2 separate regions of the Homo sapiens genome follow, and region 1 is linked to region 2. A link is an interaction called in ENCODE POLR2A ChIA-PET data of the cell type or tissue named here. Cell type or tissue: PC-3. All regions are shown on one strand. Links, peaks and the distances in the headings refer to the core of each region. The heading gives the core; the rest is flanking DNA.

What was found. Peaks named below come from ENCODE experiments on the same cell type or tissue, not always from the same donor. Only the 100,000 strongest peaks of a DNase experiment are listed, where the experiment ranks them.
Region 1: POLR2A ChIA-PET joins it to region 2 with 6 read pairs; 1 of 35 experiments calls an interaction of 5 or more read pairs at or near these places.

The regions. Positions count from the first base shown.
Region 1 is chr2:64,540,490-64,545,875 of GRCh38, forward strand. The region is part of intron 1 of AFTPH (aftiphilin); the gene reads left to right. The region is part of intron 6 of LOC105374773 (a long non-coding RNA gene); the gene reads right to left. Among named protein-coding and RNA genes, the nearest start is that of MIR4434, 18 kb to the left of the region's middle. In PC-3, for the core only: no CTCF peak of the experiment used is centred there; DNase peaks (open chromatin) are centred at 2,032, 2,332 and 2,682; H3K4me3 peaks cover 889 bases; H3K27ac peaks cover 3,411 bases.
Region 2 is chr2:65,375,353-65,380,738 of GRCh38, forward strand. All of the region lies in intron 1 of SPRED2 (sprouty related EVH1 domain containing 2), which reads right to left. Among named protein-coding and RNA genes, the nearest start is that of SPRED2, 55 kb to the right of the region's middle. RefSeq lists an enhancer at 2,372-2,953. In PC-3, for the core only: no CTCF peak of the experiment used is centred there; a DNase peak (open chromatin) is centred at 2,529; H3K4me3 peaks cover 468 bases; H3K27ac peaks cover 2,131 bases.

The DNA.
Region 1 (5,386 bases), core at 204-5,203, 830 kb before region 2:
ATTATGAATTTGTGTAGAAGGTTAAAATGTTCGGTAGAAGAAAAAATTTTTCATGGGAATTTTTGAAAACCAACTTCTCTCAAATAACTCATTGCTGTTTAACAAGGTAAGTAGCACTTGAAAAGTGAACGTGTGTTGCAGCTCATGTAACTGACATTATATATATATTTTTACTTTTATGTGTCAATTGTATTGACATCAAAACTAGAAAGACAAAATTTTTTGTTGTCACTATTGACAGTGTGGCTTTTTTAGGGTGATCAACTTCAGTATAAAGGTATTTTGCTGCTCATTTTCATTGTTTGCTCATATTTTGTACTATATACACTAATACTGAAACAAGATATTTGCTGCTTGGCATTTTTGTTGGTTATACTGTACTTTCTTGTCTTGTAAAAATCTTTCCCCTTCCAAGTTACTTGGAGGTTTCAGAAACCTTTTTCTGAACCACTCAGAAGCCTTTTTGTAAGAATTTTTATAATTGTAATATTTGCCGTCAATCACGTCTAATATTTTAAGACACTTATAAAATGTTTGATTAACTTGTGATTAATTCACCACTTACTAGTTATGCTACCTTGTAGGATTACTTAACCTCTTTGAGCTTTTATTTCTTCATCTTTAAAATGAAGCATTTCCACCTCATATGATAGTATGAGGAGATAATTGAGATAACTCACGAGTTCTCTTCACATAATATTGGCCCATAGTAAGCACTCAATAAGTATTAATAATGACATTGGTGTAAACATGGAGTGAAAACACGTGGAAGATACTATTTATTTAACAAATGTCATCTTAAATAACATATTATGCAGTTGGTGACTCAGTGACATACAGTTGGTGTCTGATATCTTGGGTTTTTGTTTTTAGGCTGGCAAGTTAATTAGAGGCTCTGCCTGTATTAATTTCTGTTGTGCTAATATGCTAAGAACAAAAGAAAAAACACCCAAAAAGAAAAAACAATTATTTCTGTAGATTTTAAAATTTAGAGCTGTGAAAACAACTGTGATATCATAGCACTCTAAATATATTGAAAACCAAAAAGTTAACTAAAACCCAAATCTTCATGTGGTTCAGAAGAAGGGCTCTTTTCTACTTCTTTATGACTCAAGCAGAAATGTAGGCTGGGCAAATTCATTGACAGTACATTTTGATATGACCTTAAAATTTCCATAAGGATATTATAAAGATTTGGAAGAATTTGAACTACTGTACACCAGGCAACACTTGTAATGTAAATTGATGTTGTTAATGCTTACGTGACATTTTCATTCATTTTTCTAAAGAAAATACGGTTTTTCTTTTTTGTTTTTTCCTTCACTCACCCAAGTGACTAATTATAAACCTCAGACATATTGTGGTAAAAAGATGGTGATTATTTTTTGTCATCCATTAAATATACTTTGCTAATGTCATTGATACTATTGAAGTCATTAGCATATTTCAGATACAGTTGTTTTTCTTCTCCCTTTTATCACCATCCTTCTTTCTACAATATCTTTTCCTTCACCCTCCATCCTGGTCCCTATAAAAATAAGTTTAGAGTGAAGCTGGGTTGTATAATCTAGGTCAGTTTATCTGTCCTTGAAAGATGATGTACACATTGATACAGCTGGGCTGGTACCCTGTAAAGGATGGGAGTTTCTCCCAGTTGAGCAGTGTGTGCTGTATGTTTTTAACTTGTCTGGAAAGAACTCTCGATGTTTGATTCTGGAAAGATTGCTAGAGGGCCTCTTACTTAGAGACACTCCACCCCCCTCAAATGTGAGCCCATGGACCTTTAGGGTGCATGATACTGTGTGTGGATGTTGGGGGTAGGAGGGTACCAGGGATTAACTATTCCTTAGAGGAATACGTAGGGAATACCCTATATATTTCCCACATGTGATGAATCTTTTCCATCCCAACCAAGCACCTTCTAAATTCTTGTGGTTGTTCATCTAACCAAATAGGAGCTACAGGCAGTTTACTTCAAGATACCAGTGAGAACTTCCGGGTTGCATTTTTCTATTTCACTTCAAAACTTCCATCTTTTAACAGACTGGTCACTGGACCCTTGAGCTTGTTTAGAGGTTATGATCTCAGTCCTTCAACCTTGGGCTTCAGATTTAGTTTGTTATCAGCATCCCCCCGCCCCCATGCCCCCAAGCCTATGAAATTATATAGTTATATAAGTCAAGTTTTATATTTTCTAGGGATTGGTTAGAAAAACTGGCAATAAAGTCAACTTCATGTATCTTTAGTGTGGTTATGCATATTTTTCTTAAGTGACTTATTCTTTCAGTGACCTTTTAAAATATAGAGTCATATGAATGTTTGTGCCAACTAAGCAAACATTGACTTAGGTTTTGTTACAGATAGGTTATTATTTTAGCCACAGAGTTGGTGAAAGTTAAAATATAATGGTAGTTGATCATTTACTTAGTGCACAGAATGTGCCAGGTACTGAAGGTCTGGTATAGTTTTAGTACATATTATCAAACAGTTTTCCGAATATCTGTACCAGTTTATACTTCCACCAGTAAAGTGTGGGAATCACAGTTTCTCCACATCCTTACCAAAAGTGGCTGTGGAGAGAATAATTTTAATTTTAGTCATTCTGGTAGATGTATAGTGGTATTTTATTGTTGTTTTAATGTACATTTTTCCCTGATGACTTTTTATATGCTGTTGGCTATTTGGATATCCTGTCTTGTGAAATACCTGTTCAAATATTTTGGCCATTTTTCTGTTGGATTGTTCCACATTGACTTGTAGGAATTCTTTCCATATTCTGGATATGAGTTCTTTGACAGTTACATGTTTTGCACATATCTTCTCCCAGGCAATGGCTTTCTTGGTTTTTCACTCTATGGTATTCTTTTGATGAAGAGAAGTTTTAAATTTTAATGCAGTCCAATATATCAATCTTTTCTGTAATCAGTGTTTCTGTTTCTTGTTTAAAACATTTATGCCTTTCCTAAGGTCATACAAATAATCTCTTCTGTTATCTTCTGGAAGGCTGATTGCTTCACCTTTCACATGTAGGCCCATGAACTATCTGGAGCTTATTTCTGTATAAGATGTTAGAATCAGATATTTTTTTTCCTGCCTGTGTGGTTATCCAGTTAATCCAGCATCATTTGTTGAAGAGTCTATCCTTTCCCCACCACACTGCAGTGGCATCTTTATCACAAGACCATGTGACTTTAAAGCAAGTCTTGATATCAGGTAGTTTAAGTCCTCCAACTTTGTTTTTCTTGAGAAACTATTTTTAAATGGCCAAATAGTCTCAGACAGTTGTTGGCCCCATTCCTTCCTTCTGCCTTCTCAAGCCCATCTTGCCTTTTGACCCCAGAGCTTACAACTTACAGACTCATCATCTCTTCTTTTCCATGACCATTTCAGACTAGAGGTTAGAATTCCATAAGCAAGTGCAGCTTCTCTTTTGGTGGAAGATTAATACAGAATCACCTTCACCTGTTGTATGCCCTGCCATCCTGGCTACTAATCTGGCTTGGGGCTTAGGTTCCATTGCTGACTGCTATTGGGCTTCTAAACTGTTTCCCTGACCCCTTTATATTGGACCTTCTATGCCAGAATTCCCAAACCCAAAACCCTCTGATTTTCCTGGTTCGTAGCCCTGAAAGTCGGCTTCAGTTTGCACTTCTATTAATTATTTTTATTCACCTATATTGTCCCCTAATCTCCTGATAAGGATGTGATTTCTCATAGATAAATCTCCAAAGTACAGGAAGCCCACCCAAATTCTCTATCTCTATGCTCTGACTACTAGGATATCCTGTTTGCTACCCAATTATGAGACCCTCCTGTCAACTGTTTTTGTATACAGTGGCTTGCAAGACAATAGCGGCATTATTTATTTGCTCCCCTCTAACAGGTCTTAGAATAAGTAGACATAAAAATGGCAAGTTACACACATGCATGCACACACACACATGCTTGCTTGTTTGTACAGGTTATAAAGAAATTAGATGACTATTTGGGACTCCTTGTGGTGTGGATGGAGAAAGTAGTCCATTACGAAGGATGAAGAAACATTTGTTCTGTTTGTTGTGTGCCAGACACAGTACTAAAGTAGCTTATCTATCCTTTTTTTCCCCTGTTGAGCAGGAACAGCTATTTAAAGCCCATATTTTATGTGTTAAAGTGGATTATAGAAATGAAACTTTATTTGTAAATTCATTATACAAGTAATACTTCAATTAACATGAAACTTCTTTTAAGTAGAGTTGGCCTAGACACAGGAATTTTCTGGAAAGTTTTGAGTCTCCCCTACACTGATTGGTTCAAGGACACTTAGAAGCAGTGGCACTCTCTTAGGTTTCTAAAGGGTAAGTTGGGTCAGAGCCAATACCTGCTGCAGGGGATCATGCAGCAGCGCAAGTTCTCGCCATCAATTGGTGACCCCTTTTTGAGAAATATGAAAATGTTTTTACTCTAGAAGGCCAATAAAGCCTGTCTCACCTATAATGGAAAATAGAGTACCTTGCAAAGGTATGACAGGAAGAAAAACTTGCGGAGTTGTTGCTTTGGTTACAGAGTTTCTGATTCAGATCTTTGTATTTGCATTAATGTCTGAGTTTGGAATAGGTTGTGAACCAATAAATTATTTCATTTTTAAAGAGTAAAAGTTTTGGAAAAAAGCAATAGGTTAATCACAGATTAGGCTAGGAAAAAAAAGCCATCACACATAGTTCTTTGAAAGTAAGGTATTATGAGCATGTAAAATGGTACAGCTACTCTGGAAAAGAGTTTGGCAGTTTTTTACATAACTAAACATGTACTTACCATGATACCCAGCAGTCACACTCTTGAGCATTTATCCTAGATAAATGAAAACTTACATGCCCACAAAAACCTGTATATGGAAGTTCCTAGCATCCTTATTATACATACTATTTATATATACTATTATTATGTATATACTGTTTATACTATTAGTGTTTATGTATGTACACACACACTATACATATGCAGTTTATAATAGTAAGATACTGGAAACAACCAAAATGTCCTTCAGCAGGTGAACAGTTAAACAAACTGGTATATCTGTACAATGGAATGCCACCAGCAGTAAAAAAAAAAAAAAAAAAAAAAAAAAAAAAAAAAAAAAAAAAGACCTGACCTATTGTTACAGGCAGCAACCAGAATGGACCTCGAGGACATTACACTGAGTGAAAAAAATTCAGCCTCAAAGGGTTGCATACATAATATCCTTTCAAAGGACAAAATTGTGGCGATGGAGAACAGATTAGTGGTTGCAAGGGGACAGGGATGGAGGTGGAGTGGGGGCAGTTCTGTGTCTTGATAGTGGTGGTAGTTACACAAATCTGAATAGAGGATAAAATTGAGCAGAACTATACACAAACACAAACGCAAG
Region 2 (5,386 bases), core at 229-5,228:
TGTGTATAGCCCTATTCAAAAGGGACAGAGATCTGTAGGGGAGATGACAAGTCCCTGATCAAATCTCAACTGACCAGCACTCATCCTCATAATAGTACTCACGTAGTCCTCATTCAAGGAAGAAAAGGGCCAAAGGAGGAGGGCTTACCCACTCTCTTCATTTAGCTGGCATTAAAAGGACAGCTCTCAAGTTTCATTAAAGTAAGTGTCAGCTGGCTAAGACGAAACAGTAGGGGGAATGGACAGTCAATGTGGGCTCTACCTATTTTGTAGGTAGAAACCTAATAGTAATGCACAAACCAGAATAAAATAGAAAAGGTACATTTGTGGCAGAGCCGAGAATAGATCCCAAGTGTCCTTGAATTTCATTTTTCAGAACACTTTTAAACTTTTAAACAAGGTTCATTCTCACGGTTCTTTGTTTCAAGTCTCCCCAAAGATCTTCTCTGCCTCTTTCTCCACTCAAGATGGAGAAAGGAGTTCCACGGATTTCATTTGTTTGTTTCCCATGAGCCCCCGATGCTAAGAATGTGTGGAGTGTGAAGAGCAAGTCTTAACATTTGAACATTCCAAAGCTACCAGGGTGGGACCAGTTCAGCTCAGAGAGATTTTGCTACCACTCAGGACAAGCTGGAAATAAACACAAACATACAGACAATATGGTGCACAGAATGCCAACAGGTAAGCAAGAGAGACTGGGGTGGGAGAGGAGGCCATGCTCTTGTGCTCCCTATCCTCCCACCACACCTCCTCCGAAGAAAGAAGACAGCAGCCCACTATGTTGTGGGACATAGGCACCTGCCTTCCCTGTTCCCTACAGTTAAACTTTAGAGGCTGTCAGCTCAGTTTATATTTCAGGGTGAAGAAGGGGAAACGCCCATGGGCTCCAGGAGCCAACCATGTATTTATTATCTGTTGCTGAGGAAAGCATCATGGGAAGAACAGGGCACGGCATTCCATGGGTCCGTTTCAGAGCAGATTCTGGACTGTTTAAATGTGGATAAGCAGTGGCCAGAAGCTTACAAAACAGATTAACTGGGGCATAATGAAGCCATTAATTTATCTGTACAATGTAAAGATAGATGCATTTTTCTTTTTAATTTTATTAATTGTTCTGTATAGGTATCATATTGATTTGATTCATAAATCAAAATACAAAGGCGTACTCCCACCATCCCATCTGCCCCATTCCTTCTCCTACCCAACATGCCAGTGGTACCCATTTCTTAAAGGTTGCTTTGTGTATCCTTCTAGGGTTTATGCAAATATTAATATGTATTCTCTCCCAAACTCATCTCACAAAAAAGGTAGCAAGCACGTTATTCACATGTTCTAGACCTTGCTGTTTATCTCTTCACAGTCTTTCCATATTTTTTTTTTGAGATGGAGTCTCACTCTGTTGCCCAGTCTGGAGTGCAGTGGCGCAATCTCGGCTCACTGCAAGCTCTGCCTCCCGGGTTTACGCCATTCTCCTGCCTCAGCCTCCTGAGTAGCTGGGACTACAGACGCCCGCCACCATGCCCGGCTAATTTTTTGTATTTTTAGTAGAGACGGGGTTTCACCGTGTTAGCCAGGATGGTCTCGATCTCCTGACCTCATGATCCGCCTGCCTCGGCCTCCCAAAGTGCTGAGATTACAGGCGTGAGCCACCATGCCTGGCCACAATCTTTCCATATTGAAACACAACTAATTCATTTCCTTTTATATCTGCACAATATTCCACTATAGGGATGTACCATGATTTATTTAACTAGTTTCTTATTAATGAACATTTAGTGTTTTCCAAACTTTTTGCTGTTAAAAATAATCCTGTGATAAATAACCTTATACATTAGAGTTGCCTTTACATATTAAGATGCTTGTTTACTGCTCTGTAACCATCTAACCATGATACAAAGACAGAAGAAAATCTTGCAACTGTAAACCCATCTGAAATCAAGACAAAGCCCTTCTAAAGAAGAAAAAAGCTACAGAAAAATAAAACCAAATTTAGATTTGTTGGGTCAGGATAATGAATGATGCATACGTGGTAGCACTGGATTGGTATTTGTGAAAGGAGTGATACAGTTTGATTATTTAGGCTGCCCATTCTCCATCCTTATCCTCCTCTTGCCGACCCCCCAAAGCCTCATCACCCATTAAAGCTGCAGCGTCTGACTCTAAGAAATTCTAACAGTGTTCGGTCTCATAGAGGGGGAACACTGTGGCAAAGCAATGACTGATGAGGTGGTAGGTGTTACCTCAGAGGGCAGAAACTCACCCCCTCCTTTCCTGGTCATCGTCTGACCTGAACCCAGATGCCCAGCTGGAGATAAGACTGCATAGAGCCATCTGCACACCAAGGAAAGGAAGGCTGTGTGGGTGTTGGCTGGTCCTTCCATCAGAACACAAGTCCTGGGCAACTCCCTAGGTAACTGTCAAAGCGGCAGTCCTCAGCAGAGACCAAAGAGGAGCCCGGGGGCAGTCCCAGCACTTCTCAGACACAGCCTCCAGCAAAGGGGCAGGAAATTCTAAGCTGTCCACGGAGCTGACTCATACTCTCTTTCCACATGCATCCTGAAGGTTCTATTCTAAGTTTACCAAAGGGAACATGCCTTCAGGCAGAAGCAGAGCACAGAAGTGGTTGTGGCTGGGGCTTCAATTAGCATTTCCTCTGTAACATGTCAAGATCCCACCAGAAGGGCTAAGGAAGGAAGGAGGAGAGAGCCCATCCAGTAAACATCAGCTGAGCCAAATTCCATTGACACCTCTTTTCAGAAGTGCATATGCATCGTTACCTGTGTACACAATGACAGTTTAATTACCCTGGGGTTAAAGTCAAACTACTAAAAGTGAGTAACACTTGTTTGGGCTTTAATTGGAATAAACCAAATGTATAAAGGTATTTTTCAGACAAATTGGAGAAAATAGAACATGGATTTGGTATTAGATGAGATTAAAGAACTACTGTTAATTTTCTTAGGTGTGATCATGGTATTGCGGTTCTTGTTTTAAAGTCCTTATCTCTCAGAAATACATACTGAAGTATTTATAGATGAAATTATATGTCAGGGATTTGCTTTAAAATACTGCAGTCCACCCCCTCCATACAAGAAAAAGTGTGTGTGTGGGGCGGAGGAGACATGAATGACAGCTGGGTGATGAGTACATGGGGTGGGGGCATATACTACTCTATCTCTGTCAATGTTTCACGGTAAAAAGGAAAAAGAGCTGTTAAAATGGCTATATGCCACTGAGACCTCACTAGTGACCAGAACAGGCAGTGTGGCCCCATAGGGGTGACATTGTGTCCTGTGTGATCCTCAGATGATAAGAGTTGGTGACCGCACAAAAGTCAACCCAGTAAGTAACTGCACTCGATTTTTCATTCCATCAACTAACACATTGGTTCTCAAATGTGGCTGCACACTGGAATCACCTGGAGGGGTTACTTTTGTTGTTTTAATTCATGCCTAATTTAATTGTTTGGGGTACAGCCTGAATTTCTGGATTTTAAAAAGTTCCCCAGTAATTCTAATGTACAGTGAAGTTTGAGAGTTAGTACTCTGAGAACCTAACATACCAGTTCAGGAAGATATCAAGGGTAAGCGAATGAGAAAGGACAGGGGCAGCTGGATGCTCTCTGCTCAAGCCTTTCCTGGGACCCCCTTGGCCTGATTATCTGTCTCTCTAGGGCCTCCAAGTCTGGGGTCCAGGCTGAGCATCCCTACATTACCGGTGCAATCAAAGATGACACGAGAGCTATAGTAAAAACTAGGGACTTGGCAAACAGGTTAAAATGAGAAGCTGGACCTACTTTAAAGCCAGATGAGAAGTGACTTTTTACCAATATCAGGATTGCAGTGGATACACCAAGTGTTCCATTGAGTGTTCCCCCTCACCCACCTGAGCATTAAGTGCTAATGTGCATCTTGCTGAGAGCAGCTTATGTTAGCTACAGAAAAACTCCTGTTTTAAGAGGCTGAGGGGTCTTAAGCAGTGAAATTTGTCATAGCTGCTGAGTACTGGGGCCCTAACAGCTGGTCTTATTCAAGCAAAGAGGAAGGAGAATTCTCTTAGGAGGGCAAGCCTCTCCTCACAAAGAGACTGGGGCCATTTTCCTGTGGCAGGTGGCATACTCTGACGAGCAACGATGAGCCTCTGCCTACTTTCTTGTGGCAAAAAGATAGATTCTGGTGTCATTCTCAGAGCCTGGGAGAGGTGGAACACTTGCTCTGTTGAGTCCCCTCATCTGTGTAACTCCTATGACCTTCCCTCCTATGACAACCCTGAAGTGTAATCATGTTTCCATTTTATAGATGAGCGTAATGAGGCTCATGAAACCTTAGTTACTATGCTTGAGTCGACACTGCAATAGAGAGCAGGGCTGGAATCTGACCCAGCCAAACTCCAAGGCACTACACTTTCTCCACAGCAAAGTCCTCTAAGAGATACTTTAGGATAGAATGAACATGGCACCTCTCATTTCCACCTGTAGGAAATAATACAAAGGTTGCTTGGTCACACATCCTCCTAGATGAACCTATTAGTCATCATGAGCCTTGAACTTTGCTTTATCGTGTTCCATGGGGACATGCATTCTTCCTCCACCCACCCCAGCTGGGTGTTGCTTTCCAGCTGCCCTGGCTGCTCTGTCCGTGGCACTATACAAGGAGGTTGAGTGCTTCTTACACACCCAACTCTAAAGTCCTTGCTGAGGATACCAACCTGAGGGTCCTTCCCTTGACCTGCACTCACATATTCAGGTTTGAATTCTGTATATCATAAGGTATAGAGAAACCTGGTGTGCAAGTCAACCTAAGTCAAAAGTCACGTTTTGGACTCTACTCCTTGGATGCAGAGAACCTTCTCTGTTACTGGTCCCATTTGTAGCTATGCAAGCCCCAAAGACAAGGTCGACTCAGGTGCCAGTATCACTTAATACCGTAGGTGTAAATAAGACTAATTTTTTCTCTCTAGACTCAACCTTATAGATCTTAGTCAAGGCTGCGTACTCATCCCCAAACCCCTGTCATTAAAGCTTTTGCCCCAGGAGACTCTACTGGCGTTCCAGAGACGCTGTCAGAAGTCAAAAGCTGTCTGGAACCTTTCTTATGGAACTGCCTTCGAGGCTAGTCAATCATGAATGAGTCAGCCATTAAAAAAAATTCCATCCTTACTGTTAGTTAAACACCATTTTTAAAATTTCAGTGGCTCAAAGCTTGTTCTGGACTTATTTACCAAACTTAGCTCTAATAAACTTAAAAATCTACCTTTACAAGATAAATACTTACTAGTGCCAAGTATGGCCCCCACTTTCTCTCTTTTTTTCTTCTGAAAAGAGTTCCACAAAGGCTTCTGAAAATGTTTCCAGTAAATGGCTGTGAGATCAAGTTGAGAGAGGAGT